2 separate regions of the Homo sapiens genome follow, and region 2 is linked to region 1. A link is a loop called in an ENCODE intact Hi-C map of the cell type or tissue named here. Cell type or tissue: endothelial cell of umbilical vein. All regions are shown on one strand. Links, peaks and the distances in the headings refer to the core of each region. The heading gives the core; the rest is flanking DNA.

Evidence for each region. Hi-C counts contacts between places; a loop is a spot of excess contacts. Peaks named below come from ENCODE experiments on the same cell type or tissue, not always from the same donor. Only the 100,000 strongest peaks of a DNase experiment are listed, where the experiment ranks them.
Region 2: it touches region 1 in a loop (9-fold over the local background); 2 of 110 quality-filtered maps call a loop at or near these places.

What each region holds. Positions count from the first base shown.
Region 1 is chr5:137,352,828-137,368,731 of GRCh38, forward strand. The region is part of intron 2 of SPOCK1 (SPARC (osteonectin), cwcv and kazal like domains proteoglycan 1); the gene reads right to left. Among named protein-coding and RNA genes, the nearest start is that of SPOCK1, 140 kb to the right of the region's middle. In endothelial cell of umbilical vein, for the core only: no CTCF peak of the experiment used is centred there; DNase peaks (open chromatin) are centred at 8,004 and 8,634; H3K27ac peaks cover 3,213 bases.
Region 2 is chr5:137,461,467-137,477,370 of GRCh38, forward strand. The region is part of intron 2 of SPOCK1 (SPARC (osteonectin), cwcv and kazal like domains proteoglycan 1); the gene reads right to left. Among named protein-coding and RNA genes, the nearest start is that of SPOCK1, 30 kb to the right of the region's middle. In endothelial cell of umbilical vein, for the core only: no CTCF peak of the experiment used is centred there; a DNase peak (open chromatin) is centred at 9,325; H3K27ac peaks cover 2,703 bases.

The DNA.
Region 1 (15,904 bases), core at 5,107-13,106:
AACAAAGATAGGCAAAGAGTGGGTGATGTTTCATGTGTGGTTGCAGAAGGTGGACACTGCAGTGACCCGTCTCCATATTCTTTTCTCTCTCAGACACATACAATTATTTTCTATATTTCCAAAAACACACAAAGTCCTTTTGATGGCTATCATCTTTGCAGTTCTGGATTTACCAAGTACCACTGCAGTACTGGTCAAGTCAGAGCTGACAAACTGAAAGAAGACAGAGATGAAAAACCTTTCAGAACCCTTTCCTAAAAGTGACACAGGAGCCAGGTGTGGTGGCTCACTCCTGTAATCTCAGCACTTTGGAAAGCTGAGGTGGGCGGATCGATAGAGCCCAAAAGTTAGAGACCAGCATGGGCAATATGGCAAAACTCCATCTCTGCAAAAAAATACAAAAATTAGCTGGGTGCGGTGATGTACGCCTGTAGTCCCAACTACTCAAGAGGCTGAGGTGGGAGGATGGCTTTAGCCCATGAATTCGAGGCTGCAGTGAGCAGAGATCACATAACTGCACTCCAGCCTGGATGACAGAGCAAAACCCTGATTCAATCAATCAATCAATAAATAAAAATATAAATAAATTGTGACACAGGCTAAGGGAACCCACTGCCGCCTTCTTGATGAATCAGACACACAGCCCAATCACAAAGCCTCTGCTGACCCCACACCTGCCACCACACACCTCGGGATGGGTTATCTTTACACATCAGAAACAAATGTCTCTGCTCAGATAACAGAGACCTCCCCATCAGTTAAAGTGGCACCTTCAACAGAGACTAATTACTCAGTCCATTCAAATTCTGTAGCTGCTGCCAGCTCCCTCCAGGAAACTAACTTTACACTCTGACCAATAGGGACTGCAGTGATATACAAACAAATCAAGAGTCTCAGAACACAGCTAGCACACATTCATGACCTAGAACTCCTTCCTAGATGGGAGGTTCAGCAGGGGCAAGCCGAGGTGTCCCCTCTTCAATTTTCTGTCCCCAGTCTCTCCCTGGCAGACCCATCCACTTCCAGAAGGGTAACACCTAAGTTTCCATTCCTTACCCATACCCTCCCTCTACAGATACTTGCTGGCCTCCCCAGCACCACATGACAAAGCTAAACACCACATCTTCCCTCCTCAACGGCATCACCAGCTTAATTTCCTGATGTCTGCCGAAAGTGGGAAACTCTCACATTTGCCCTTTCCTTTCCACTGCCACCATTTTCACTCACGTTCTGACCCTCAGAAGCTCTGAAATCACATCTCCCTGACTCCAACATCTTTCCACTTACTACCGCTATCCCCACACTCATCCCGAAAGGTGTTTCTTAATCCACTGCTGCGGGAAACCCAGTGGTGGTTCCCCAGCCCTCGCCACACTAAGCACCAATCGCTGCTCCTGGCTTCTCCCTTCCTAGTCTCCTGCATTCCTATACTTACATCCTTCAATGCAGCCAAATCTTATCAGAATAGTGGATGTGGATTTCTGCCCTTGCGAGGCCCTGCCCTCATTGGTCCTCACCCCACTCCTCAAGAACACCTCAAACCTGGCTCCCACTGAGGCTTCTCCAAGACTCCCCAGGATGACGTTGCACCCTCCCTTGACCCCCCCAGGCAGCCTCCTCAGTCCCTCCCTGGGGACACACCCTGTCCTGCGTCACCTGCATACTCGACTTCTCTCTGCCACCCCCAACTGTGAGCTCCTTGAACTCAGGACTGAGGGTATCTGCCTCCAAGCACATCTCTCATGGTGCAGTTTTACACACCATAGGCTTTCTATCAATATTTGCAGAACAGACTGTCTAATCAATCCACAGAGCATAAAGTTTAGGAGCAAGGGCCCGGCCATCAACTGCAGGTGTCAGGTACTTTGTTTGTTGACTGTTTTGTGTCTCAGCCACCAAAATGTAACCTTCCTGAGGACAGAGCTGTGTTCCTCATTCCCTGCTGTATCCCAGCACCCAGGAAAGGATTGGCCCGTAGGAGGTATTGAGTGAATATTTCATTAATTGAAAAACCTGCTTTCAGGTATCACTTATTGACTGTATCACCTTAGGTAAGTGACTCACTCTAAGTTTTGTTTTTTTTTGTTTTTTGAAAAGGCATCTCTCTCTCTGTCTCCCAGGCTGAAGTGCAGTGGCACAATCTCAGCTCACTGCAACCTCCGCCTCCTGGGTTCAAGTGATTCTCGTGCCTCAGCCTCCTGAGTAGACGGGACTACAGGCAAGCACCACCATGCCTGGCTAATTTTTTGTATTTTAGTAGAGATGGGGTTTCACCATGTTGCCCAGGCTGGTCTTGAACTCCTAAACTCGCAATCCACCCACCTCAGCCTCCCAAAGTTCAAGGATTACAGGTGTAAGCCACTGTATCTGGCCTGTTTTTAAGAGTTTTGGTCTCACTCTTGTCATCCAGGCTGAAGTGCAGTGGCACTACCATGGCTCATGGCAACCTCAAACTCTTGGGCTCAAGTGATCCTCCTGCCTCAGCCTCCAGAGTAGCTGGGACTACAGGTGTGTGCCACTACACCCAGCTAATTTATTTTTTGTAGAGGCAGGGTCTCACTATGTTACCCAAGCTGGTCTTGAACACTTGGCCTCAAGTGATCCTCCCACCTCAGCTTTCCAAAGTGCTGGGATTACAGGAATGAGCCACCACACCCAGTCCTGACTCTAAGTTTTAGTTCTCACCTCTGAAATGGGAGAACAGGATAGTATCATCTCAAAGAGCAATCACAAGGAGTTGAAGTAATCCAGGATGAGGGCTTGGTATGGGGCTGGGCACCATGAGTGTTTGCAGTGACCATCCTGGAGAGGTGCTGGACTGTCTCAGCATTCCCACCACACCTTTTTCACTCAGTTTGCATCAAGGACCTGAGCCGTTCCAGATGTTTTCCACAACACCCCCCCACACCACTCTTCTCTGATAGCTTTTCTTGCCCTCATGCCTCCCCCTCTCCTTCTCTGGCTCAGATCATAGCCCAGCCCCCAGGTGGAGTCCTGCATGCCTCCCTCACAGTGTCAAGAAGGCTCAGGCAGCAGCTGCTGAACACCGCAGGCCCAGTGGAGCAGACTCCAGCCTGGTAGCTCAGCCACCTTGGACACATCCTGCTGGAGGAGAACCCGCTCCTCCTGGGAAGCCACAGACTCGGGGAGAGGCTCAGTTCTTCCAGCCGTCACTTCCACTACCCTCCTGTTGGAAGGAACCTATGTACTTCTGAGAGAATAACAGATGCCTGAACAGCCCTGCCCTGAGCTCACCCTCAGAGGGTGGGCTCAACTGAGTCAAAGCACACCAAGCTCTGCGACCTCCTTACACCTGCTCTGCCTCATCAGTGCAGGTTGGATTAGGCTGACCATGCCATTTCCATTTGCCTAACTCTAACTCGGCCCCAGCCTAGCCTATCAAGCCCACCACCAAAAAGCCCACTTATTACTAAGTTGACTGCCAAGTGAGGTCAATTTGTAATTTAAATCTGTGCTGCATAATGCATAAGAGATCTTGGTATAAATTATTCACCCGCAAATTGCCATCTGGACATTTAGGAAACTTAGTGGGAAATCTAAAAGGGAAGTGGGCATTTGCCCAGCATCACCTTAGTAAGCAGAGAGTGCTCTTTTGTTGCTGTTGTCATTTTATTTGCCAGGAACCCAAGCAGATGGATACCATTTACCTCCATTTTAGAGGCAGGGTGCGGTGGTTCAGGCTTGTAATCCCAGCACTTTGGGAGTCCCAGGTGGATGTATCACTTGGGGGCCAAGAGTTTGAGACCAGCCTGGCCAACATGGCAAAACCCCTGTCTCTACTAAAATACAAAAAATAGCCAAGCATGGTGGCACATGCCTGTAATCCCAGCTACTTAGGAGGCTGAGGCACGAGAATCACTTGAACCCATGGAGCAGAGGTTGCAGTGAGCTGAGATCATGCCACTGCACTCCATTCTGGGCAATAGAGCAAGACTGTCTCAAAAAAAATAATATATATATATATATATATATATATATATATATATATATAGAGAGAGAGAGAGAGAGAGAGAGAGAGAGAGAGAGAGTATGCAGACCAACCAGGGGGCCAGCTACTTACTATGTTTCCTCTCCCAGCCCCAGATCCTAGAGCCAAGCTCCAGCTTAATATAGCTATAGGGCACCTTCTTTACAGGAGCTTCTCCTGTCTCCCAGGAACACAAAGGGAAGTTGGCCTACTGCTGACCTGGCCATTAGCAAAGACTCCCTTCCCTTTCTCTCATGTCTATACAAAGAACTGGTTTCTGCTCTCCCATGGCTCCATCTTCCCTATAGAAACTCCCCTGAACAGGGTATCAGAGCTTACAACAGAATCCAACAAGAGGACCACTCATGGAGTTTGCTATCTTACACTAGTCCATCCTCTTCTTAGGCCACCGTGCTAACTCCATCCATTCAGCTAATCATAATTGAACATCTATAATTATGATTCAGGCACTAAGGACAAAGGGGTGAGTAGAACATGTTCTCTGTTGTTAGGGAGTTCACAGACCAGAAGGGTAGGTGCTCATGCAAACAAACCACTACAAAACAAATTAGCCCTGATGCACACTTTGTTCTAGGCACAGGGTGAGGCATTGGGGGATGTGGGAATGAGAAGTGGAATAAATACATGTTCAAGGTCAGTGGGAATATAAAGGAGCTCATGATCAGCTCTGCTTGTGGAAGGAGAGGGTCAGGGAAGGCTACGCAGAGAAAGAGATGCCTGACTGGGTCTATAAGAACGAGTAGGAGTTGCCAGGCAGACATGTTACACCCACATGCACATATGGGGAACGGCAAGCAGGTGAGTGTACACAAATGCTTTAAGGATCATGATGCAACCCAGCTTGTACTGCTGGGACAAGCTGAATATAGACTACATATTTCCTTTAAAGAGATCAGTGTGTTTCCATTTGTGACAAATGATTCTCATACAATCTTTGTGAAGTTGGAAGGAAATGGAACTTCTCTCATTCTGTCACAGCAGAATAATTGGAACCCTTATAATTCCCTCTTCTTACCTTCTGTTAATAATCCACCTTTCATCAGAATAAAATATCATTACCCTAAGGTACCATTCCATTTAAACCTTATGGATCTTCCTAGGAATCAAGAAATCATTGCCAGGCTCACTTCACCCTGAGACACAAATGAGAAAAAAAAAGACCAGAAATTTGCCTTCTGACAAGGACTTCTGGAGTCCCATTTCCTTCCTGAGGACTGTACCAGTCACTGCAAATCCTGAAGGTTTTTCTATGCAGAAGTCAGAAAGCACCAAGTGATGCAACTAGCCTGCTTAGGGAGGAGGAGTAGAGTAAAGGTGTTTTGTGGCTGCTATGTGTCCATGAGACACATCACTGAGCAATGACTGAACAAATCAGTCACTTTCCCAAGGCCAAAAAATCACTCCACCATCCTTCATACCTGCCAAGCATCCCCAACAGGTGATGTTCATCCAACACCACTGCCCAACTCCCAGAAGAGGACACAGCCTTGACCCAGGGCATCTCTTACCCCTGATCTGTACAACACGTTTGGCTCTTATTACCTTCATGACGGAAAGGAAGGAAGGAAGGAAGGAAGGAAGGAAGGAGGAAAGAAAGAAAGGAGGGAGGGAGGGAGGGAAGGGGAGGGGAGGGGAGGGGAGGGGAGGATGGAAGGAGGGAAAGGAGAGACAGAAGGGAGGAGGTGGAGGAGTGGGGGAAGGAAGAGGGGAAGGTGGAGGGGAAGGGGAAGAGGAAGGGGAAGGGGGAGATAAACTTCCTCCCTCTGTAATATCTCCCCAGACAGCCGTATCTTTCCACCAACCATGACAAGAAATTGAACCTATCCAACAGGTCTTCAGCAGTTTCCTGCAAACCTGGAATGTTCCAGGTGGCTGTGCATCTAAGAGACATTTTCTGTTGGTTTTTGAAAACTGTTTATATCAGAGTTTGATATTCTTTGGCTAACCCCTAAGACTCTGTCCAAACAGATTAAACACTCAAAACTTTGAAGGGTTTTTCTATGCCTCCTGGACAAAATTTCAAGACTTACATGATCAAGTCAAGACTCTAGGTACCCTGAACTCCAATTTAATAGGCACTTTTGGATGGTACTGAAAGTATGAACTCATCACAAAGCCTGCAGTATAGAACAGAGCACAGCTTCTTAAGGCATCATTTCTGGGATGAAGGCTAAAAATTGTCTATCACAGCCAGTTAGCCTCAAAGGGAGTCTAAATAAATCGAGCCCACTGGGGAGTCTGTGAAATAAGACCTATATTAGGAGCAATCTTTTGAGCATCATGTCCATATGAAGTAAGAATTCTCCCTCTAACTGGGGCACAAGACCCTCTTAAGAATAAAACTTTGGATCATTTCACAGTAATATGACTGTATCTTAGAAAGCAATCTAGGGATTGAACTAGAAATTTGCATGATACTCTCATTTGGTTATAAGACCCCTCTCTGGCTGTTCGTCACTAGGAAAGCAATTGCCCACGGGAAGGTGAGCAAGATACAAGGCATTCTCATTATCACCTCCCTCTCTGATTAAACACCAAAATATGTTTGATCCAGAGCATACAAAATCAATTAAGAGAGTTAACACATGTAAAGCATGTTGAATCCTGAATCAAAATTAGCTATTATATCAATAAAAATAATAGCTTCCATTTATTGAGTATCTACGACAGGGCAGACAGTAGGTTAGCACATGTGCTCTCTAATTTAATCCTAACAGCCAACCCTGCAGGATAGTGCTAACTCTCACATTTTACAAAGGTAAAGAAATGCAAATTGTGTTAGTTTCTGCCTTGCTTGCAGGCCTTTGCTAATGAAAAGTCATTTTTACTTTTTTATAAAGCACTGCAGTCCATACTAAGGAGCAAATGCAGTCAGCATTTGTATATGCTTGCCCAAATTGGATAAAGATAAAAAGTCAAGAAGAAATACATAGGCAGATACATTTCCTGAACTGGATTTTTTTTCCTCTAGGATGGACATAATATAGCGTGGAGCTTTCTCTACATCACTTGCACATCTATGTGGGTTACCTATCCACTGCTGGGAGATGGCTGTGGTCCACAGATTTGTCCTGAAGCAACTTCAGAGACCCTCGTGGTGACAAATGTACTACTAAATCCCCACAAGGGTGTCCCTGACCAATTCCATCTCCTGATCACCCAAGTAATTAAGAGGGCCAACTTCTATTTCAACCACTCAGAGAGGATTTAAGACCAAGAGCAATTGGTGCCATTAGTCTCTTGTTGCAGATGCACAAGTCTAAGCCCAGGTCAGCTGTCAAACATAAACATGCAAGATCCAACATGCAATCAGTTTGCCACACCAGCCATCTCTCCCTGTGTCATTCCTCATGGGAAACACATAAAAACAAACACACAGGTAACAAGGCAAAAGGAAGAAGGCAGGCATTGTGTGCTCAGAACTTGGGAAGAGTGTTGGTTTGAGTTTTGCCCTTGCTAAAATGTTGTGTCACCTCACATCTTACAAAGGCACACAGTCTTGTCCACATTAATCCAACAGTCATCTGGACCCACATGGACCTTGAGCATCCCTAAAGTCGCCAGAAGGCAGACAGGATCCGGGATCTCACAACAGTGCTGCTGAACCTTCAAAAGGCAAGAGTACTTCCAAATATACCCTTCCTAGGATGCACCCTTAAGTCAATGGAGGTGATTCTCTCTGGAACATTGCCTCCTATTTCAGGAATAAGTCCAGCATTTCCAAATGAGTCTGCGCACTTTGATCTCTGCAGTGCCTCACTTTATTTCTAAAGGGCTTTATTTTAGGAAGATAGTCTTGATAATAATACAGCACAGTGATATTTGGGGTTCCACCACTCACAGTAACTACTAATTTCTTTTCCTTCCATCTCATTTAGGTGCACATTTCTCAGAAGACTGTCTACCATCCCAAAGAAAGCTGGTAGATCAGGGTTTCTCAAACTTCCTCCAAAGAGATGACTCAGAGACTGGGACTGGCTTCCTCTGGGAAGCCTTCACTCAACACTTCAAGTGAATTGATGGGTCCCTTCTGTACATGTTTCTACATATCCTCTACTTCCCATTAGGGCATTATCATATGATGTCTGTTATGGATTGAATGTTTGGGTTCCCTCCTAAATTCACATGTTGAAAAAGAACCCTAGCCCCCAGTGTGATGATATTTGGAGGTGAAGTGTTCGGGAGGTAATTAGGTTTAGATGAGGTCATGAGGGTGCTGCCCCATTAAGGGATTTGTGTCCTTATAAGAGGAAGAGACCCCAGAGTCTCCTCTCTTCTCTACGTGAGGATACAGAGAGAAGTTAGCCATCTGCAAGTCAGCAAGTGGGCCTCACCAAGAACTGAATCTGCCAGCACCTTGACCTTGAACCTTCTAGCCTCCAGAACTGTGAGAAATAAGTGTCTTTTGTTTAAGCCACCCAGTCTATGGTATTTTGTTATAGCAGCCTGAGCTATGACAATGTTATAATGATTAATTATCTCTCTATATGCCCTACTAGACTGTGAGCTCTGTAATGGGAGAGATAAGGTCTAATTTACTCACCACTGTATCAGAGTCACCTAACAGGGTCTGGGATATAAGAGGCACTAAGGAAATATCTGTTGAGTGAGTGGATGCATGGGTGGGTGGAAGCATGTGTACGTGCATAGATAAAAATTATGGTTTTAAAGAATATCAGACACTAGAGGAAATGCTTTATGGCATAAGTAAAAATGCAGGAAATAAAATTATTTAAACAATGTGATTTCAATTATGTAAACATTTACACACGATTAGGAATCTGGAAGGAAATATGCTAAAAAATGCTAATAGTGGTCATCTGGGTGGTAAGATTTGGATGACTTGTTGCCGTTGTCTTCATTTCCCATGTTTCCACAAATTGCGTATATTACATTTATGATTCAGAAATAAGATTACATTTTTAAAAAGCAAATTACTGAGAAAAAAACTTGTCCTCACATTTTAGGAGGTTTTCACCTATAAAAACAGGGCAGAGAGACTCGGGAAAGAAGTCAAGACTCTGGGTGAGTTCATGTTCCCAGAGTTTAGGAGCTCCTGCCTCTCCCAATTTCCCAGAAGCATGAGGGACCCTCAAACACAATGATTTTACAGCGAGCTTCCCCCTTAAGTGTTCCTCTCAGCCCCAGCCACTCAGTAAGGCGAGCTGTTCAGAGATGGAGGTGGAAGAAATGCCACCTTTTGAGGACAGATCCAAAACTACGAGGGATCAAGAGACCAGAAGAAAAAGGCTGGGAAGGAATTCCACCCAAATCTTCAGAGCCATCAAGACCAAAACCAAGAGAAGCACAAACATGTTCATCAAGCATTGAGAAGTTCCTCCCAAAACTCAAAAGTACAGAAGAAGGTCACTGCTTTAAAAGTGACTTATTTAAGGGTTAGAAGGGGGGTGGTGAAATTATAGATAATGACAATAATTGTAATAACCACTGCAGTTTACCATTTATTAAGGACTTAACACAGACGTCAGCAACCTTTTTTTTTTTTTTTTTGAGACAGAGTCTCGCTCTGTTGCCCAGGCTGGAGTGCAGTGGCATGATCTCCACTCACGGCAAGCTCCTCCTCCCAGGTTCACACCATTCTCCTGCCTCAGCCTCCCAAGTAGCTGGAACTACAGGCGCCCGCCACCACGCCCGGCTAATTTCTTTTTTTTTAGTAGAGACAGGGTTTCACCATGTTAGCCAGGATGGTCTCGATCTCCTGACCTTGCAATCCACCCACCTCAGCCTCCCAAAGCGCTGAGATTATAGGCATGAGCCACCGCGCCCGGCCAGCAAACTTTTAATGTAAAGGGCCAGGTAGTAAATATTCTCCACTTTGTGAGCCATATGACCTCTCCTCAACTCTGCCATTGTAGTGCAAAGACAGCTATAGATAATACATGAAAGAATGAGCATGGTTGCCTTCAAATAAACCTCTATAAAAACAGACAGACAGGGCAGATTTGGCCTGAGGGCCACAGTTTGCAACCCGTGGCTTAACATGGGCAGGCATTGTACTAAGCTCCTGACTTAGCACTAATTTAATTCCCACAACCCTCAAGTGGGGAAACTGAGACTCAGGAAGATTAAATCACTTGCCAGGCTATACTGTCAAAAGGTGGCAAGGCTCAACTCAACCCTAGGTTAGTTTGACTCCAAAGGGGACACACTTTTTCATGAGGTTATTCAGCCTCAGAGGCCCTCATGACAGTAATCAATCCTCCTTCACCACATGAACACGTACGGAGCACATCTTTGTGCCAGTATCAGGCTGAGTATGGGAGATCAAGGATGAATAAGATCCAGACCTTGCCTTCCAAAGTTCATAATTTGAGATGGGCATCTGCCCTGTAAGTACCTACCTAGCTCTCCCTCCCCAATACAAGTATGTCCCCAACAGAATAAAATAGGTCCAGGGATACCAAAAACTCACACCACAGACATGCATTAAATGCACCTCATTTCTTTACAAAAGGATTTTATGCTCTACACAAGACACTGCTAAGAAGTGACCCCACTCAGAACTTGTAAATATTGGCTTACACATCCATAAGTCCGGAGTGCGGAGGCCAAGAAACAAACTGCAGCCTGAGAAGCTCTACCAGAAATTTACTGTACTGAGTCACAGTTCAGCTTGATGGTTAAGGGCATAGAACCTGAAGACAGACCTGGACTGGAATCACAGCTCTGCATCACCTTGGGTAAATGACCAACCTGCTCTAAAAGCTTCAGCTACCTCACCTGTATACAAAAGTTAAGAATCCTTACTGTCCTAGAGCTGTCAGGAGACAATGTAGGGTTGGAGGACGGGGACTAGATTTGTCTTATCCATCATCATATCCTCAGCACGAGGCAGATACCAGGTGCAAAATAAATACAGGGGGATAAATAGAAATGGAGACTTTTTGAAATAACTTCAGTGAAAGGAAAATAGGACTTACTTTGCAAAGAACCTCCCAATTAAAGAAGTCTAGCACTGGAAGCAAGGTGCAGGTGTCCTGCAGAACCAGCCTGGGCAAGCCAGTCACTGGGGACAGGCTTGAGATGCACAAATCCATGCTCAGAATGGGCCTGGTAGGCCCTTCTCTGCAGGAAGCAGGGTGGATGGCAGTAAAAGTGAGCAGTGAGGTTCAGGTGCATCTTCTGTTTACCCATCTCTACATAAACAGCCTGAGATCCCAGGGCCCTGCACCTGCCCCAGCCCAGCCCAGCCCTGCTGCTCATTTCCCCCTAGAAGCTCATCTCCTGCTTCTGATTCTAAATAAACTCTGATCTTATTAACCTCCATCACATGGGGGAGTGAATACCCAGCCTGCCCCTTCACAGGCCTTTCTGACTGAGGCTGCCTCACTGGAGAAGGACAGAGGTTAAATACCGAGATTTGCAAGCAGTTTTCCCTAATACCTAAGCACCATCTGCCCACCTGTGGCTGCTTCATCAACCTCAAAGCTAGAGGCAATGATGTTGGGGAGCGGGGTGACGTTTTTTGCAGCTGTCATGTGCCAGGCACCATGGGGCTTAACACTCAAATTACGAGTGATTTATCTGCCAGTGGAAAGCTAAGTGACCTGATAGAAGAATCTGCACAAAGCCAAAGAAAAATGGAGTCATTTTTACACAGCCTTTGGATGGGGTAGATAAGCACAAGGCTGCAGAACAAAGAGCTTTTTGCATGAGGGTCCCACAGCCCTGGTGATACCTGAATCCAGGTGACAGGAGCACCTATAGTTCTGCTTTGCCTCCACCTATAGCTTCCCCACCTAAGACAAGGGCAATTTGCCCATTTCCCTAACAAACAACTACAGTGGGACTGTATGAAAAGGGCAAAATCTGAACCTGCCCCCCCGAGCCTATATTGTGGGACAGTGCCCAATACTCACTGCTTACAACACCACAGCATTAGCTATCATTTTATACCAAGGATAGAGCAGGATTTAAGAGCCAAGACTTGGAATTAGCCAAAGCTGTGTCCTAGCTGAGGCTCTGTCACTTATTACCATGTGGCCTAAAGGTTCCTCATTTGTAAAATGGGGCTAATAATAGTGCCTCCCTCAAAGAGGTGCTATTAGGATCAGGTGACTTAGTTGCATGCAAACTGCTCCTTCATACTCACTGCAGGACACTGTCATCTCCTCATTTGTTGTCCCAGATGGAATGTGAGCTCCTCACAGGGAGGATTCATGTCCAAGTGCCCAGCATAGGTGCTGGCACACAATAGGGCCTCAGGTCATACTTCTGGTGAGGATACCAACCCAAGCTTGTGGGATGCATCTGCAGAACACCCAGCTTTCCACAGCTGCTCCCCTGCTCAGTCATCCCCTCTCCTCCCAGGCTGCAGTTCTCAGTCCAGGGATCTCCACTAAGACCTTCCTGAAAGCAGTGCTGTGGCCAGTAAACAAGTGAGGAGAGCCCCAGCCATTCTGTCCATCCACACGGGAATCTCTGACCAACTTGAATTAAGTTGGTTTCTTCCCAGCTGTCTGGCACATGCCCAGGATTCAAAGGTTCACCTTCCAAGGGGCAGTTCTGGCTTTCTCAAGCCTTTCTAATTGAGTCAGGTTTGGGAGGAATTCTAGAGTCTACTCCAGAACTGACAGAAGCAGGTAGCCTCTCTTCCCTAGAAGTAAGTTTCTCTCTTTAAATAGAGGACTCTGAGAAATTGCCCCTAAAAGGAACACCAATGCTGGGGCAAACCCTCTCTTTGGAGGGTCTTGGTTAGTCAGCTAAAATTCTCCCTTTTGAAAAAACAATTGTGAAGCAATCTGCCTCCTAATCCATTCATAAATCAGACACTCAAGTCTTAGAATAATTTCCCCATAATTCATGTTAATCATTCCACTCTCGTAATATGAATCATCTGTTTAATGGAAAACTTTCACCAAGACGGGCAAGAGCCACTGGATCTTGCTTTAAAAATCTCTTCAGAGCTCAGAAGGTTTTCTATTATTGATAGAAAAGTTACTATATTTTTAACAGGCACTTTAAATATTACTCATGCAATCAAAGCTGTTTTTGTAACTCAACTTACACAGTTTTCAAACATGTATTATGTTTGACCTTATTAAATATTCTGTAGTACCGCTTACACACAACGACGCACAAAAGTACAGTACCAAAACTTCTGGCAGCACTGGAAAAAAGCAAATCCTCATGAATTGCCCAAAAGGGTGCAGCAAAAGCTCTGAGCATGGCATGGACTCCCAACCAGTGCCATGGGAGGCAGGGACAGGGGACAGGTTCCCAGAAGAGCTCTTTGCCCTGAAGTTCAGTGAGCAGGAAACAGACAAAAATCTGGGATTTTTGCACTTTAGTCAAGAATTTCACTGAATCTTCTCCAAGAATACTCCCCCAGTGCTCCAAGAATAAGACAGCACTGTTCAACCTTATTAAGATCCAGGATGTCACATAGGAAACAAGACAATTTTGATGTTTTCAAAATAGAAAATTTGGAGCTGTCTTATCAAAATCTATAAAATAGACAATAATACCAAAAATAGCTACCATTTACTGAACACTCAGTACCAGGCATTGTGCTAACTAATGTAAAGATAGAAGATCTTGTTTAATCCCCACAAAAACCCTAGGAGGCAAGTGTTATCTTCATTTTTCCGACAAGAAAAGACAAACTTGCCTGTGACCACCCCACCAAAAAGTGACAGAGCAGGCTGGGAGCAGGGGCCTGTTGGACTCCAATATCTGTGCCCTAAATCCTTCCACCAAACTTGCCTAGGAGGTCAAAGCTGGAGTCCTGCCCCACCCCACCCACTATGGTGTAGGACTACATTCAGGTGAAGTGAGTTAATGCCATTTAACACTAACCAACTGCTTGTCAGAATAGCTTAGCTGCTTCGAATGGGAAGGGCTTTGAGTCCTGCCAAGATATAAGTGATTAAGTAGGAGTTTAGTCAAAACAGATGCGGCAAGGGAGTCTCTCACCGGCCTTGTGAAAGTCAGAACCAGAGGGAAAAGCATGTGGCTCTAAGAGAAGGTGAGAGAAAGAGAACAGGGGATGGATGCTCCAGCTAAGTGTGGACCAGTTGTCAGCAAAACAAGAAAAGTATCAGACCAAGTAACTGAGAAGAATAACAAACAACTATGGTTGCAATTTTTAAATACAAGGCCTTAGACTGCTTCAATTGCTGAGCCAGAGATGAGGAGACAGAGTGCACTGTGACAACTGAGTCAAATGGCAGTGATTCCAGTGTTTTTGTTTTGTCAATTCACATGTTCACATATCTTAAAGTACGTGAAGTATCTGGATTACACTTGCTTTAGATAAGCCCTGGATTCAGGGAACTGAGTGCCTATAGTTCTGCTTTGCCTCCATCAATGGCTTTCCTGCCTAAGCTGATGCCCTTCCTTTGCTACTTGAAGTGAAACACTGACAATCACCAGGTGGCAACAACTGGTACAAAATGCATGATTGACAAGAAGAGCCCTGGTCTGGACTCTCCGTAAGCCTTTACCATCCCTGAACAGTCACACCCACCCCTGCAGTCAACATGCCGCAAGAAGCAGCGCTGTTGAGCACTGTGCACGGAAGAATATGAAGTTCAGGTTTACAGAAACCAAGTCACTGAGTATTTCTAGAGCAGCTCCAGGGGTTCAAGGCCCCAGACAAGGCACCTGGGGGACACTTTCCTGTAAGAAGTTTACAACTTAATGAAAAAAATATAAATAACTCAATTTGAGACATGCCTCAGGAACATTAAATTTGAAAGCAGGCATGCAGTGAATAAAGCAAAAGTGCCAACACACATGATCTATATTCCCCATGGCTATCCCATGTTGAGCCCCTTCTAGCTCCCTGTTTTTCTTTGCCCACACTCTTTAATGCTGACCCACATAAACCACACATCCCAACAAAGCAGCTCAGGCTAAACAGTTTGGAAATCCCCTGATGCCTCTTCTCTTTCACGTTGGAACCAACACCATTTAGGCACCAACTACCTGCTGATAACTGGGCCAAGTTCTTGGGATGCTAACATAAAATGGGCATCCCTGCCCCCAAAGTCAGAGGAGCTATTGCTTTGGATGCAGAAAAAGGGCTGTAGCCAAGGCGAGGGCAAAGGGGGCTCAGGTCCACCTCTAGTTAGGAAACTGCAGTGGAAATATCAGCCCATATGCTCTCCACACCAGGCTTCCTCACCCCACTTATACTATCCAACCGCCCCCAAAAGGCAGTTTCACTATCACATGACCCTCTCTTCAAAGCAGTTTCCATTAGATTAACCCTGATCCTAGAAGACACACTCACTAGCCCAAATTAATCCAACCACATTCCCCCTCAAACATCTGTACCTAACAGTCACAAAGATTGTGGTCAGCTAATTATGGCTTTTGAACCAGATGATGTTGAGCCAGAGCTGGGAGAGTTGTTTCCAGGCATGAACATATGAAAAAACAGCCAGGGAAATCCAGTTTACTTAGTGAAGCAGAATAACCCAAGTGGACAAAAGACATGGGGAGGAGGGTTACAAGTTAAGGTACAATGACAACTGGACCATGCCACACAGAAAGGGAGCACAGGGTCCTGAGAGGGAACAATGGGCACCTGTGACCTGCTTTGGGGGTCTGGAAAGGTTTCCACAAGCAAGTGAGACCTGGAGGCAGAATGGGAGCTAACTAGGCAGCAATGGGAGAGGCTGATCCAGGTAGGGAGGAGGGCATATGCAAAGGCCCTGTGCAGCCCCAAATACAGCCAGCTAGGCTAGAGGACAGTGTGCATGGGGGACACACGCAGCATTTCACACACAGCTTCAAGGCATCTTCAGATTGCTAGAAACCTATCCTGGATCCAGGTTTAGAACCCCTGTCATTATGCGGCCCTTCCTCCCAGGAAGTGTCTTGGGCTGGCTTTTGTCTGGGGCTGCTGGCCCTGTGCCTCCCTCTCCC
Region 2 (15,904 bases), core at 4,965-12,964, 110 kb after region 1:
CAGCTTTTGGGGGCAGCCCCTTGAAATGCTGTCAGTGTTGCTAATAAAACTCCCATAACCACGGACTTAAGGGCGGGAGAGACAAGGGTAAGATCACTGGCATTCCACTGTGATTGAAATAAGAGTCTCCTGGAAAGCTTAGGCTGCAAGTCACAGTGTGCTCCAGGGCCTGCATTTTTGTTCTGCCCGTCTCTGGGCTCTAATGAGGCTTTATGAAAAGCAGAGCTGCCTTTTAAGAAAATTTCATCCTAACCTAGAAACAGCAAAATGCAGCCAAGTCTCACTTACTGGTACTAACGAGATAGAGAGACAATAACTGAAACTCAGATAAATCAGAAGTATCTTCCAGCAACCCTCTCTATGATCTAATAATAAAAACTACCCCCATTTCTGTAGCATTTGATTACTCACAAAGCACTTTCACATCCCATTATCTCTTGTGATCCTCAAACTCCCCATGAAGCCAGTGTTAACATCACCAGATGAAGAAACTGAAGCTCAGGAAAACAAGGAGACTCATCCAGAGCCCCAGATAAAAGGCCAAATGAGGACTCAAGCCATGACCCTCTGACTATGCTGAAGGGGTTAACGCCCAACCTGTGCCTGCACCTGCTGGCAGTTAAAGCCTTAAGCGAGAGGAAGTGGGAAGGTCCTGATGGCCCCCTGTGCTTAGCCTCTGGAGGCCACCAGGAGGCCACATCTGGGCAAACCCCACACCCTTACAGCCACTTTATTTTCTTTTATTTTTCACTGATAGAATTTCCCATTGTTTCTAGCATGCACATTTCTCCTTGACAGCCAGGATCCAGAAAGACCCCAAAGGCAGGAACCACATCTGCTTTTCCTCTGGCAGCAGCCAGAGCCTGGAGCTTCCATCCATTCAGGCATTCAGCCCAAAGTTTCACTGCAGCTGGATACAGACAAGGCCATGGCTCACACTCCGAGGTGAGAAAGGTTTCCAAGGTCAGACTAATTCCTGCAAGCCACAGACACTGGGCAGCTGGATCGTGCACTGGCTAAGGGGCAGGTTCGTGGTCAGACTGCCAGGCTTGGAACCCCAGCTCCGCCACTTCTCATCTGTATGACCCAGGGCAAGTTATCTTGCCTGTGCGTTGTTTTCCTTATCTGAAAAAAATGAGGATTATAGTGGTATTGATGACATGGAGCTACTGTGAGTATTAAATGCAAAGCACTTAGAATGGTGTCTAGCATATTAAGCAGGGGCTTAATAAATGTAAGCTATTGTCACTAATTGCTCTTATTTCAGATATAATGCCCTTAAAAGGTTAAGAGAGTCTGCAAAGAAAGGGATGGGGAGAAACATGTCCATGTGTCAGAATGTAGCATGCTGAATAGTATCTCAGAGAGATGAACAAAGAGCCAAATACAAAACCAAAAATTCACTAGAAGGAACAGGGAGGGCTTCACTGAGAACAGCAAGTTCATTCTAGCTTCAACAAGTGCTGATAGTTTCGGTACCATTCAGGGAGTGGAAAAGGATGAGGCTGAAGAGATGAGCAGGAGCCAAATCATTCAGGGGCTTCATGGGCCACAGTAAAAATTTGGAATTAGTCCTGAGGACAACGAGGAGTCATCACTGAAGCATGTTAAGCAGGAATGTAATAAGATCAGATTTAGGTTTCAGAAATATGGAGCTCAAAGCCAGGTCCATATGGAAGGTGGCTTAAAGATGATGTGCTCCACTACTGGGTATATACCCAAAAGAAAGGAAATCAGCATTTTAAAGAGATTCTACACTCCCATGTTTGTTGCAGCACTGTTCACAATAGCCTAGATTTGGAAGCAAACTAAGTGTCCATCAACATGTGGTACATATACACAATGGAGTCCTATTCAGCCATACAAAAGAATGAGATTCTGTCATTTGCAACAACATGGATGGAACTGGAGATCGTTATGTTAAGTGAAATAAGCCAGGCACAGAAAACAAAGACAAACATCACATGTTCTCACTTATTTGTGGGATCTAAAAATCAAAACCATTGAACTAATGGAGATAGAGAGTCGAAAGATAGTTGCCAGAGGCTGGCAAGGGTAGTGGGGGGGTGTTGGGAGGAGGGAGGTGGGGTGGTTACTGGGTGCAAAAAAAAATAGAATAAATAAGACCTAGTATTTGATAGTATAGCAGGGGGACTATAGCCAATAATAAGTTAATTGTACATTTAAAAATAACTAAAAGAGGCCGGGCGTGGTTGCTCATGCCTGTAATCCCAGCACTTTGAGAGGCCAAGGTGGGTGGATCACAAGGTCAGGAGTTTAAGACCAGCTTGGCCAACATGGCAAAACCCCATCTCTACTAAAAATAGAAAAATTAGCTGGACACAGTGGCGTGCACCTGTAGTCCCAGCTACTCCGGAGACTGAGGCAAGAGAATCACTTGAACTCGGGATGCAGAGGTTGGAGCAAGCCAAGATTACACCGCTGCACTCCAGCCTGGGCAACAGAGCAAGATTCCATCTCAAAAAATAAAAAAATAACTAAAAGAATGTAACTGGATTGTTTGTAACACAAAGGATAAATGCTTGAGAGGGCCAGGCATGGCGGCTCATGCCTGTAATCCCAGCACTTTGGGAGGCCAAGGAGGGCAGATCACTTGATCCCAGGAGTTTAAGACTAGCCTGGGAAACATGGCAAAATTCCATCTCTTAAATAAAAATACAAAAATTACCCAAGTATGATGGTGCAGGCCCGTAGTCCCAGCTACTTGTGGGGGCTGAGGCAAGAGAATCACTTGAGCCCAGGAGGTTGAGGCTGCAGTGAGCCATGATCATGCCACTGTACTCCAGCCTTAGTGACAGAGCAAGATCTTGTCTCAAATAAATAAATAAACAAACAAACAAAGGCTTGAAGGGATGGATACTCAATTTTTTGTGATGTGATGATTAAACATTGCATTCCTGTATTAACATATTTCATGTACCCCACAAACATATACACCTACTATATACCCAAAAAATTAAAAATTATAATTTAAAAAAAATTAAGAATATGGAAAAGATAGTGTGGCAAGAAATGGTATGGGCCTAAATTAAGAGACTGACAAGAAGCCAGTGAAGATGGGTTGAGAGCAACTGAGGAGGTCAAATGGACAGGCCTGGGTGGGGTGGGGTGGGGTGGTAGATAGCAACAGCCTGCCAGTCTAGGTGACAGGATGAATGGCAATGCCACTCACCACAATGAGAAGCAAGAGGAAAAGGAGCAGGTCTAGGACAAAGAGGAACTCAGGTCTGCACATGCTGACTGTGGGGTGACAAGGTGGAGGGGCCATCCAAGTGGAGAGGTCGCTGGGCAAAGGAACGAGTGTGTCTTGAACCTAGGAGAATAACCTGGACTGGAGACACGTATTGGAGTGTGAGCATATATGTGGTAGCAGAAACATTCCTAGTGAATTAAATTATCCAGGAGAGATTAGTAAGGTGAAAAGAGGTCTGAGGACAGAACCCTAGAGAATCACCAATATTTAAAGGTTGAGAGAAAGAATATGACTCAGACAAAAAGACAAAGCCAGAGATATCAGAGAGAACGTGCAGAAAACCTTGAGAGAACAACGCTATAGAAGCCACTGGAGAGGAAGGGAGTGCCAGATAACACCAGAGTCCAGGATTCACGACTGAATGAGAAGTAATCAACAAGCACCCACGGCCATCAATTTTGGTTATATTCATAAAATACCTCCACAAGGAAGATATAAGATCGCCAAATAAGTGAACACATTTCTCCAAATTTAGGTTGTTGAAGAGACTACCAAATCAAACACACTTACCAAATCAAACACACTTGTGATCTCACTGAGGTTAGAAAACAACTCTAACATCAGAAAGCTGCCAAAATCATGACAGCTTTAAAAAAATTAAAATCATGACAGCTGAACACCATGGGCAAAGCAAAGCCTTGGAATATAAAATCCAAGTTCCATTCAAATTCCTTCTCATAACAACATTAAGACTAATATATAAGCTTATAATTTCTAAAAATTGTAAACTCGTCTTTTACTGAGAGCCTCAACTTGATTCTTGTTTAGCTGGAAAAGTTCTATTGAACTGTCAGGGATTTTTGCTACTAGATACACAGGCACATCTCTGCAATACAAAGTCTGATCTGAAGCAACATTTCAAATAGTCACACACTCAAGACACATTTCATATCCAACACTTATTTGCAATCTGTGTCTGTATATGCCAGGTTATTTGGCAATCACTCAAAATTAATCTATTTAGGTAAGCAATTATCATGCAACCCTACAGTACTTAAGAAGTTGCCAAAAATCAATTCTGAGGCAAGAGATATAGAATCACACCAAAGAATAGAAAAACAGACAACAAGAGTCTTGGTCTTCCAAGATTTCTAACAAAGAACATATATTCCAGAATCCAGGGCTCAGAATCACAATGCATACAAAATTACAGCACAAGGTCTTAGAACCTCATAACCTAAAACCATAGTGATCATACACAACATTTATCTCTTCCCCCAAACATCTTACATTCTTCTGTTCATTACATTTTAAGATCTACAAATAAATGAGATAAAATGGAACATAAGCTTAAAGACTTTATTACTGGTTTAAATATTCACAATGCCACAATCTGCCTCAGACAAATCAGAGTCATGTGGTTAAATGTGCAAACAATTACTCGATTTAATTTCATCTTGCAGAAGTTGAAAACAAGCTGTAATCACAGTGGATGCTGCTCATTTTATTCCAAAAGCCACCATCTTTTGTGTTCCTGATTGGATTTTATTCTTGGACACAAGTGGAGTGACTGACCAGAATTTCTTCCTGGGTTTCCACACTAAGCATGCTAATTCATAGGGTATTAAGAGGGTCATGCCTAAATAAAACAACAGCTGGATCTCTCCTAAAGGGGCTTATTTCAGCTCCTTAAAGAGACAGGGTCCAAGCTGAGGCACTGCCCAAATCTTCATACTGAACAGTTGGACAACTTACTTGCATTGAGTCCTGGAAGCTCATAAAGTCAGGAGCCCTGGTCTTTAGGTGAGGACAGAGCCCAAAGCAATTCCAACTCATAGTCTACCTTCAGATTGATGGGTAAAAGCAGACTCCAGGATCACACTCCCAGTGCTCTGCCAAGGCCTTAGACAAGTTATTCAATCTCTCTTTGCCTCATTTTTCTCATCTGTAAAATTGACATAATGGAACTTACATGGAGTTAATGTGAGGAATACATAAGAGTGTGCATCTTAAGTGTTTAGCACAAGACCTTGCCTGTATTAAGTTCCCATGAGCATCATTTGTAGCTAAAAACCTAACAGGGAAAAATCTGTGTATGAGTTATCTATGGCTTTATAACAAATTACCCCCAAAATTAGTAGCTTAAAATAGTGAGCATTAATGATCTCAGATTCTCTGGGTCGGGAATATGAGCACAGTTTTGCTCAGTGCCTCTGCCTCAAGGTTTCTCACAGGCTGCAATCAAGGGATCTGCCAAGGTTTCACGGGAAGCTTGGATGGAGGGAGGAGCCACTTCACAGTCCACTCACATGGTTGTTGGCAGGATTCAGATCCTCAGGAACTACTGGGCTGAGAGCCTCAGCTCCTCGCTGGCTGGCAACTAGAAGTTTCCTTTGGTTCCTTGCCACATGGCCTAGGCCTCTGGTAGGGTAACTTACAGCATGGCCACTGGCCTCCATCAGGGCAGGCAAAGAAGGGAGTGAGAGAGGGCACACAAGCTGGAAGTCACGTTCTCTGTAACCTAATTTCAGAAGTGACATCCTATAATTTTGCAATATTCTACTGGCTAGAGATGAGTCACTAGGTCCAGCCCATACTCAAGGAGAGGGGACTACACAAGGGCATGAATGTCAGGTGAGAATATTTGGGGATGTTCTTAAAGGTGTACCTATTGCAATCTGAAAAGCCAAAGTCTTCACGATGAGCTTCCAACTCTTCCTTTCCTTCTTTCAACAACTATTTGAGTACCTACTTGGTGCCAAGCTATGTGCAAGAGCTTGAAAACATATTAAAGAAAATAGACATACCTCTGCTCTCATGAAGCATATAACATAGAAGAGGAAACAGATATTAAAGAAATAAAACAAATCATCATTGACTTAAAGGTGTGACAAGGGCAATGAAGAAAAAGTACATCTGATAACACCACAGGAAGAATGTGATCTGCTTGGGATTCAAGTAAGGCTTCCCTAAAGAAGAGAGCCAGGCTGAGACCAAAAGGATGAGAAATAGTTAACCAGGTAAAGGGCAGGGCCGGTAAAGAGACAGCATTTCAGACACAAAGGGAATAGAGTTTATGAAGACTGTGAGGTTGAAGGTATCTTGCACATGGCAGGGGCTCAGCAAATGGAAGGGTGGAGGCAGATATGTGCCCAAGCAACACCAAATAGAAACGTTTCTAATTGGCCCTTGTTCTCAACTAAATTAAATTCAACAATGTACTTCAGGCAAATTGACCCTCCATGGTTTAGGTTGGATCTACAAACAATCCAGATAAACAGAGTTAATAAAATCCACTTTGGTTTCAACCCTCCACACTTTCAGAACCTCCAGTGCCTTCAGGGCTTAGAATTATTTTAATAATTTTTCCATTAAAACAGCTTTATACAATAGGACACACTGTCCCTAATCAAAATGAGATCTCACTCCAATGGATTGCTGCTAACCAAAAGACACTCACTTAGAACAATGAAGACTCCTTCTCATTCCATTTCTTTAAACTCAATCAATTTTTACATGAGTAATGCTACTTAGTGACTCCTGCAGTTAAAGAGAACAGAGGGCTGCCAATACATGGCAGAGATAGACTGAAACACTCAAAATAAAGATGCTTTTCTTTTGATTCCCGTGCTTAAAGGATAAACACAGAAACAGACACAGACCAGTGGGTGTTTAAAGAACTTTCCTGCAAGGCATTTGAATTCTGCCCAGCGCTTTCTCCTGCTTACCAGCAAGCTGCAGGTTCAAGTACCAGCCATAGAATGACACATTTCAATACATCTGAAATCTGATGTATTTGTACAGGAAAAGAAATTAACAGTTGCTCATTATAGCCACATTAACCTGGGCTAATATACTTATGACAAATGGCCAACATTGTAATCCTATTGACGAAGGACCATCTTTTCTATTGATGCTGTGAAACCCCCAAGTACACTGTCAGTAGCCAATACATACATAATAATAATGCAGTGGAAGTTTGGGGGGCCGGTAACACGTTTTTATTATGCTCAAAAATTGAGTGTCAGCTGAAAGTCAGCTTTGGGAAAAGCCCGCCTTCAGCCCCACTTCCAGGATGGAATTCCCAAAGTAAAAGCCACAGGGAGAACGAAGCAGGCATGATCACAGTTACATGCTTTCCTGGGTCAAGAAGCTGTAGTGAGATAAAACTGAGAAAGAAGGGCCGTTCCCCCCAACTCACACACACATGCCGACAACTGTCCCCTCACCCACCTCATCACAATTAAGGCCCATGATAATGGGTGAAGGGGAGTCAGGAATGATGGGCCTACGGAAAACTACTTAATAAAAGAGTTAACCTTTTAAAATAGTTTTGATAAACTGTAGGAAGCTGGAGGGCCCTAAATTTAGAGTTTGTGGGCTGACAAAACAAGCTTCTGGCTGGAAGTTGAAAGAACTGGATTCCAGCATCAACTAATTAACTCTTTGGCCTTTAACAAACATCTTCAATCAGTCAATTAACAAGTCATTATTGAATAGCTATTACATAGTCAGTGCTGAGAAAGCTGTGGGCTTGATACAAAGGATGTTAGGATTTCATTGCTTGCCCTCAAGGAACTTAACATTTTAACTCAGGAAGGAAACACGAATATGTAGTCAGCTTTCCAGAACCCGCCAGGAACAACTCTGTTATTCAGTCCTCCAAGAGTTGGAACCTTTAAATTCAACAGCTTTTTAGCAGTTAAGTGCTTTTACCATAGAAATCTTTCAGAAATATACTATCTCACCATTCCCAAAGTTGTTTTTTTTTTAAGGCACAGACCATGGTTCTTATGAATATTAATAAGAGTTATGCAAAAAAGTAGGGAGATCCCATGGTAAGTTTGGGAAACAATGAGTTGAAAAGTTAAATAGGTTTCTTTAACTATAGAACACCTTGGAGCCCTTTAAAAACTAATGTGTACTGCACATATCTAAAGGGAGTATATTATGTACTTCTCCAGAGAATCATTTATTCTCATTGGATTAAAGTTCAGTGCAACGTACTTTGGAAACACTGTGATATACACACCCCGTTCTCCTTGAGTAAATGCTCCTGATGGCTCAGAACTGTCTTGTCATGGACCTCCATCATGGGGATGGACTGGTGATATGGATGAGCTACTGCATGGAAATGCCTTCATTGGCCACCCCCACCCAAGAGGCTATTTCATGGGTGGAAGCTGTGGACACTACTCAGTCATGCTCCACTATTGACTATGCTGCTATGAGGTGGGCTTTGAGAGCAGCCCAAATTTGACATTCCCATCTGGGACCCAGAGGCTGGCTGTGAAAAGCTTTCAGGACCTAGAACACTCTTCACTCCATGATGCTGCTACTATAAGTTATCTCCTACCCTTGAAGCTCCACCTCCCTTAGAAAGACTCTAGGCCACACTGATCTCCTGCTCCACTGAGACCACAGATGGCCTGCATGATGTTTGTGGCACTCACCTGGGCTCTGCCTTATGGATTTCCATCCACAATGAAATGTATTTGGCCATTTATTGTGGACGGATTTGTGAGTGCATCCTCAGCTAAACAATATGTTCCACAAGAGCAGTGTCTGTGTCTCCCTGTGGCACTGAGAACATACTTTTAAATTTTTGCTGATTGATCAAGAAAAATTTAAAGAGAAATGCAAGGTATTTTTACGAAAAGAGGTCAGTCAAGCTCAGTCAGCCATCCTGGCATTGGCCTTCTGAGATAAGAGTTATGCTGTTTGTCTTATCCACAGGCACAGTGTGGGAGGTGAGGCTGTCCCCACACTGTGGTGATAGTATTAATAAGAAGTCCAAACCCAGACAGAGGTAGAGGAGGCTACAGGGACATCTGGAAAGGCTTCTGAAGGTGTGGCTGCTGAGCATGGTGCCCTCGAGACCCCACCATGCCCTGAAGTGGTCAACCATCTCCAAGTGTAGTCTGGTGGCTCATGCAAGAGCCATGCACTCTGCGGCCCATGGAGACTGCCTTTGTACCAAGCCCACCAAAGCCAGAAAGGAAATCTGCTTTCTTAAAATCACTGGTCACCAGTGAATCACTGTTTTGATTTTGGTGAATCACTGTTCACCAAACAGTAAACAGCAAAAAATTCTGGCTGCCCTCTCTCCAGTACTAAAAGGGAGAATCTGTCTGGAGGATGCTGCCCAGTGTCTGGCAGAATTTCCCCAGCCTCACGGGAAGCAGATCAGCCAGGTCTGAATCATGGCTCTCTAGTGGGTTAGTCATCCAACCTTGGGCAACATGGTTAGTGTCCAGGGCCTCAGTCTTCTCATGTGTAAATGTAAACTGGGGGAAAACAGTTCTTTTTCATAGGGTTGTTGTGAGAGTAATACGAGTTAATTGTAATATGAGTTAACGGTGCAAAGTGCTCAGCCCAGCACGTGGCATGCAGTAAATGCTCACTAAACGTTGGCATTATTGATCAACAGCTCCACCTGCTCTGTGCAGGACTTAGCTCTGTCCAACTCTCCAATCCAAGCTGAGGTCCCCAGAGCCACATAGGGTGATCCTGGGCTGATCTATTCAGATGACATAGGCTCAATAAGTGAAATTTATTTTTTACATAATTAGATTGGCAGATTTTGCTGCCCTCCCCACCAAATCATAATACTCCTCAAAGTTAAATTAGTTGTGTATTTTTATCTTTTTTTGTTTGTTTGTTTGTTTTTGTTTTGCTTTGACACCCAATAGCTGTGAGGATTTGGGCAGCTTCCTTATCTGTAAAAATGGAGATGATGATGGCACCTACTTCATTCAGTTGCTGCAAAGGTTAAATGGAATACAAGTAACATGCTCAGCCCATAGTAAATTCTCAGTCAGTAGTCACCGCTATTCCTATCTGTGCATCTACATTTGCCAGAATCAAGAGAAAGATCCACCACCACTGCTTTTTCTGCCATAGTGTGGCTAACAAACATTGCTGGAGACTTCAGGACCCTGGTGACTATTCTAAAGTAATGTGAAAACCCAGAAGCAGTCCTTTCCTACCCAGCATAGATAATGATGGTTCCTGGAGGCCAGCAGTCAGCAGATCAGACCCACGGCAAAGTGCACCATGCCTAGGAGGGCAAGGTCTCAGCAGCCAGAAAAGGAGCATCTCCCAAGAGCAGGAGGAACCCCATCACTCCCTCCACTTCTCAGCAGGGAAATAAGAGGCTGAGAACAAGGTGATTAGGGAACTCCACAGCCTTGCAATCAGCAAAGAGGTAATCACATGCCCATGGGACCTGAGGGCATGGGAAATAATAGGGCAGAGTGACTTCACTCAGGTAGACTGCGCAGGAGAGGAGAACAGAGCAACTGACAAGGGTGAGCAGAAATAAAAGGGATGAAAACATCCCTCAAGTCACAAACTGTTCTTCCAGAGTCAGACTCTCCCTCCACTAAGAAATTCATCTGGAGGGTGGCTCGCCAAAGACTCACTGCCACGAATTCTTGGGAGGACATGCCCGGGGCCCTGGCCCAGTGCTGCCAGCAGACCCTGTACACACTTGGAGTGGACCTTAGGAACAGGGACACTTGATGAGGGCTTTAGTCTGCGGCTGCAATTCTCCAGAGACAGAGTTTCTGGTCAGACAGGAGCAATCCCCATCACACTATCTTCTCTTCAACTCCCCCATCACCACCTTATCCAGGAAGAAGTGATTCTGCCAGGAAAAAGGGGGCTCAAACCTTAAAAGAATGTATTAGGTGTACAAAAAAAAAAAAGCTCAGTGCAAACTAACATTTCACTGAGATCACATGTTTTTCCTATCAGGACAAAAATCCAAAAGGCAATCACTCAGTCAGTCGGGAGAAAATAGGCACTCACGTGTGCTGCTGGTGGGGGCTTTAACTGGGGCAACCCATGGAAGGGGAGTGTAATTTGGCAACATTCATTAACATAACTAATGTATATGCCCTTGGACCAAACAAATTCGTTTCTGAAATTTAACCTACAAATACAGCTGCACACGAGTGAAATGAGGCTTCCCTAAGATTATTCATTACAGCATTGTTTTTAACAGCGTAACACAGGGAACAACCCCAGTTTCCACCAATAGGAGACAAGGCAAATAAATCAAAGTACATTCAGACAATGGAATATACGCAACTTTCAAAAAGAAAAAGAATTAGAACCCAATAGAAAAATGGGCAAAATTCATAAAATGTCCACACAGAATATTTGAAAAGATGCTCCACTTCACTCATAATGAAAGAAATGCCAATTAAAACTACACTGTGATACCATTCCTCACCTATCCTGCTTGCAAAAGCCCAAATGCTTCATCACATATTCTGTTGGCAAGGCTGTAGGGAGCCAAGCACTGTTCTATGTTGCCGGTTAAAGGGCAAAATGGTTCAGCCCCATGGAGAGGGATTTGGCAATTGCTGACAAACCTGCATATGCTTCTGCTGTGACCCAGCAATTCCCCTTCTAGGAATTTACCCCCAAAGATATACGTCTCTGCAAACATGAAACAATAAATGCACAAGATTATTCACTCACCCTCATGAATATGCCGGAAAATGTTCAAACAACCTAAATGCCCATACATAGGAGACTGGCTGAATAAACTACTATAAATCCACACAATGGAAAAAATTCTGCAGCCCTATGAAAGAGTGCGAAAGATCTTGATAAATTGCTATAAGCTGTTTCCATGTATTGTTAAGTGGAAAACAGCAAGGTACGCAAGTAAACATGTATACATGTATACACATGAGAGAGTAGGAAACAAAAACATACGAATATACATCCTTGTTTTTGTAGAAAGAAACACAGAAATAATAAACTAGCAGCTACTAGAAATGGTTCCCACAGTGGGCAGGATAAACAGGGTGGGAAGGACAGTAGCAGGGAGTAAAATTTCTATTCCTCTCTATATAGTTTTGATTTTGAACATAAATGTTTTATATTTTCAAGAAATTTTAAAGTGATGAACAAAGCATACCCTAAAGTTGAATACAAACAGCAATAAGAAAACCTAATCGTATATTAACATGGAAACAAAATCACTTTAAAAATAAGAATTTGTCCAAGTAATTTTCAAAACACTACTCCTTTAAACCTTTACTGGGATATAGTGTAGGAACAAAAAGAGCTAGCTGTCTACAGCACCCGAATTATTTTCTTCGCACTGTTAGGATAACCTCACTTCAACAATTTTAATAAAGCCAAATGCCCATCAATCAATTAGTGGATAAAGAAACTGTGGTGTATATATACGATGGAATACTATGCAGCCATAAAAAGGAATGAATTAACAGCACTTGCAGTGACCCGTATGAGATTGGAGACTATTATTCTAAGTGAAGTGGCTCAGGAATGGAAAATCAAATATCACATGTTCTCACTGATATGTGGGAGCTAAGCTGTGAGGACACAAAGGCATAAGAATGATACAATGTGACTTTGGAGACTTGGGTGGAAGAGTGGGAGGGGAGCGAGGGATAAAAGACTATGTATACGGTGCAGCGTATGGTGCACCAGGATCTCACAAACCACCACTAAAGAAGTTACATAACCAAATACCACCTATACCCCATATAACTTATGGAAAAATAAAAGAAAAAAGAAAAAAAAAGAAAATTTGAACTTTGGTAGGTTTGTTGTATTATCAGTACGGTAATTCCTAGACTCTTGTATACACCGTAGAATACAATAAATAAGTAAATGTATTGATATTATTTGGAATTAGGTTTCTCACTGTGCGAAAAATAAAGAGCCTATTTTATGGAGTCTAATGGTATGGTGTTTGATTTACACTGAAAGTATCGATAAGAGCTCATAATTTATAGCATTCCTGCCTCTGTGCATTTAAAGTGGCTCAAAGTAATGACAAGTGCTGATAGCGACCTGCACACCCAGCCCCCAGATCTTGGTTTATAAATACCAGTCCTCATTAGAAGGAACCAGGATTCTTTGGATCTGATTCCAGGACTGGGGAAATGCAAGATAAGCCTAGAATATCTTATTATGCCAGAAAGTGAGTGAGTGCTCAAAAGAACAGAAAAGCAAGCTTGAAAGGGCTCCCATCGTCAGATTTGGGACAATTAGTGCATCAATAGGCACAGTGATGTCCATGACAACACACTGAATGGTAATCACTGAACTGAAAGAAAATCCAGGAGTCCACAGTGTTACTAACAAGGTGGGAGAGAGATGAAGCTCTTCTTTACTAAAAAATACTAGCAAAAAAATATGGGTAATATTGGAAAATCATCACTTTGCAATGTAATACTATAGGAAAGGACCATTAATGCATGCTAAAGTATTTGGGTAAAAGGTCTTTTGAGGAACAGGATATTCACATGGTCTCAAACTTCCATCTCACTGATTATTTATTGGATACAAAGGAAACAGGGTGCCTTTACACTGAGCTAGCCGGCAGACACCCCCTTAACCAAGTGATCAAACTAAGGATCCCAAACAGTGAGACAAGGCGGCATGGCATCTTATGTGATACAGTGGGAAGTATAATACAGACCATCACTGCTGTGATCTTCCTGGCAAAGTGTCTGATCAGAGTCCAATCGTGAAGAAGCAACCAGACAAGTACAGATGGGGTGACATTCAACAGGACAACCTGCCTGAACCCTTGAAAAATAACAATATCCAGAAGGACCCCCCTCGCCCCCAAATGGTAGCAGTACTCTTCTCTTTTCTAGACCAAATGTGACATAACAACCAAATTCAATATCTCACAGATCCTGGAATGGAAGAAAAAAACAGTTACATACAATGTTTTTGGAAAGTAAGAGGAAATGTTTTTCAACAAGGTTCTAGCTAAAGTAAGAAATTTTAATGCAAACTTGATATCATTATTATATTAATGTTAAATTTCTTAGGTCTGATCATTTTGTTACTGAAAACATGAGATAATTAATGTATCACCTAAAGTATCTTTATTTATTTATTTATTTATTTATTTATTTTGAGACAAGGTTTCACTCTGTTGCCCAGGCTGGAGGGCTGTGGCACAACCATGGCTCACTGCAGCCTTGAACTCCTGGGCTCAAGCCATTCTCCTGCCTCAACCTCATGAGTAGCTGGGACTACAAGCACACCATGCTGGCTAATTTTGTTTTTTGTAAAGATGGGGGTCTCATTATGTGGCCCAGGCTGGTCTTGAACTCCTGGCCTCAAACAATCTTCCTGCCTTAACATCCCAAAGTGCTGGGATTATAGTATGAGCCACCAAACTCGGCCTAAAGGGTATTTGAACATAAAAAAAGATGAAGATGTTGTCTCTGTTCTGATTATTTTTAAAGTTTCTTCATTATATTTTATGTTTAAAAAGGCAAGCTAGAGAACACTGTGTATAGACTTCTACCTTGGGGTAAAATGTTGGGGAGGGGGCAAATTATAGGTTTTTTTTTTTTTAACTTTTAAGTTCAAGGGTACATGTACAGGTTTGTCATATAGGTAAACTCATGTCATGGGGGTTTTTTGTACACATTATTTCATCATCCAGGTATTAAGCCTAGTATCCAACAGTTATTTTTCCTGATTCTCTCCTTCCTCCCACCCTCCACTCTCTGGTAGGGCCCAAATTATACAGTTGCTTATATGCACATACACAATTTCTGGAAGAATATGTAAGAAATTAAAAAAGATGGTGACCTGTGGCAGGTAGAAAAGAGAAGCAGAGAACAAAACAGAGCAGATAAGAAACACAGGTGGGAGCAAGCACATCAGCTGTACCCTTTTCGAAATATTTTGAACCATGCATAGGTACTATGTACTAAAAAAAGAAAAAGTCAGCATTGTGTTTTAGAAGAGAAAAGTGAATATCTAGAAGGTGGAAGGAATAGGTCAGTGAAAGAACTAAGAACTTTGAGACCTTAAGGGAGGGGACCTTAACATTTTCTAGGGGTGTCAGTGATGTCCTTGGTATCATGAAACATGACCTTCTCAGGCTGAGTGGGGCAGGGCAGGTGTGCAGCTCAGCAAAACACATCAGAAGTCTTACATTTTTGGCTGGACACGGTGGCTCACGCCTGTAATGCCAGCGCTTTGGCAGGCCGAGGCAAGTGGATCACTTGAGGTCAGAAGTTCAACACCAGCCTGGCCAATATGGTGAAACACCATCTCTACTAAAAATACAAAAATCAGCCAGGCATGGAGGCAGGTGTCTGTAATCCCAGCTACTTGGAAGGCTGAGGTGGAAGGATCGCTTGAACCTGGGAGGTGGAGGTTGCTGTGAGCTGGGATTGTGGCACTGCACTCCAGCCTGGACAACAGAATGAGACTCTGTCTCAAAAAAAAAAGTCTTATGTATTCTTATTTTGCAGCAATTCAGCAATTCTTTTACTAAAAATATATGCCAAGGAAATAATAAAGATGAACAAAGATTTAATCACCGAAAATGTTCATCACAACATTGTTATAATAGGGAAAAACTAAAAACAGTCCAAATGTTTTTAAAAGCCTTATTTAAATAAATTATTGGACTATCCACCCAAAGAAATACTAGGCAGTCATGCTCAAAGTATATGCCATGACCCAGAAAGATGTTTATGTAGCATTTTAAAACGAAGGGGGCATATACAGCTCATGATTTCATTTAAAATTGTGTATGTGTGGATATATAAATGTATAAAGCAATATGGCTATCTTGGGGTGACAGGATTACAGGTTTTTTTTCTTCTGATTAATTTTCTCAAAAAGTGAGGCTTTATTTTATGTTTTGTTTTTTGTTTGTGT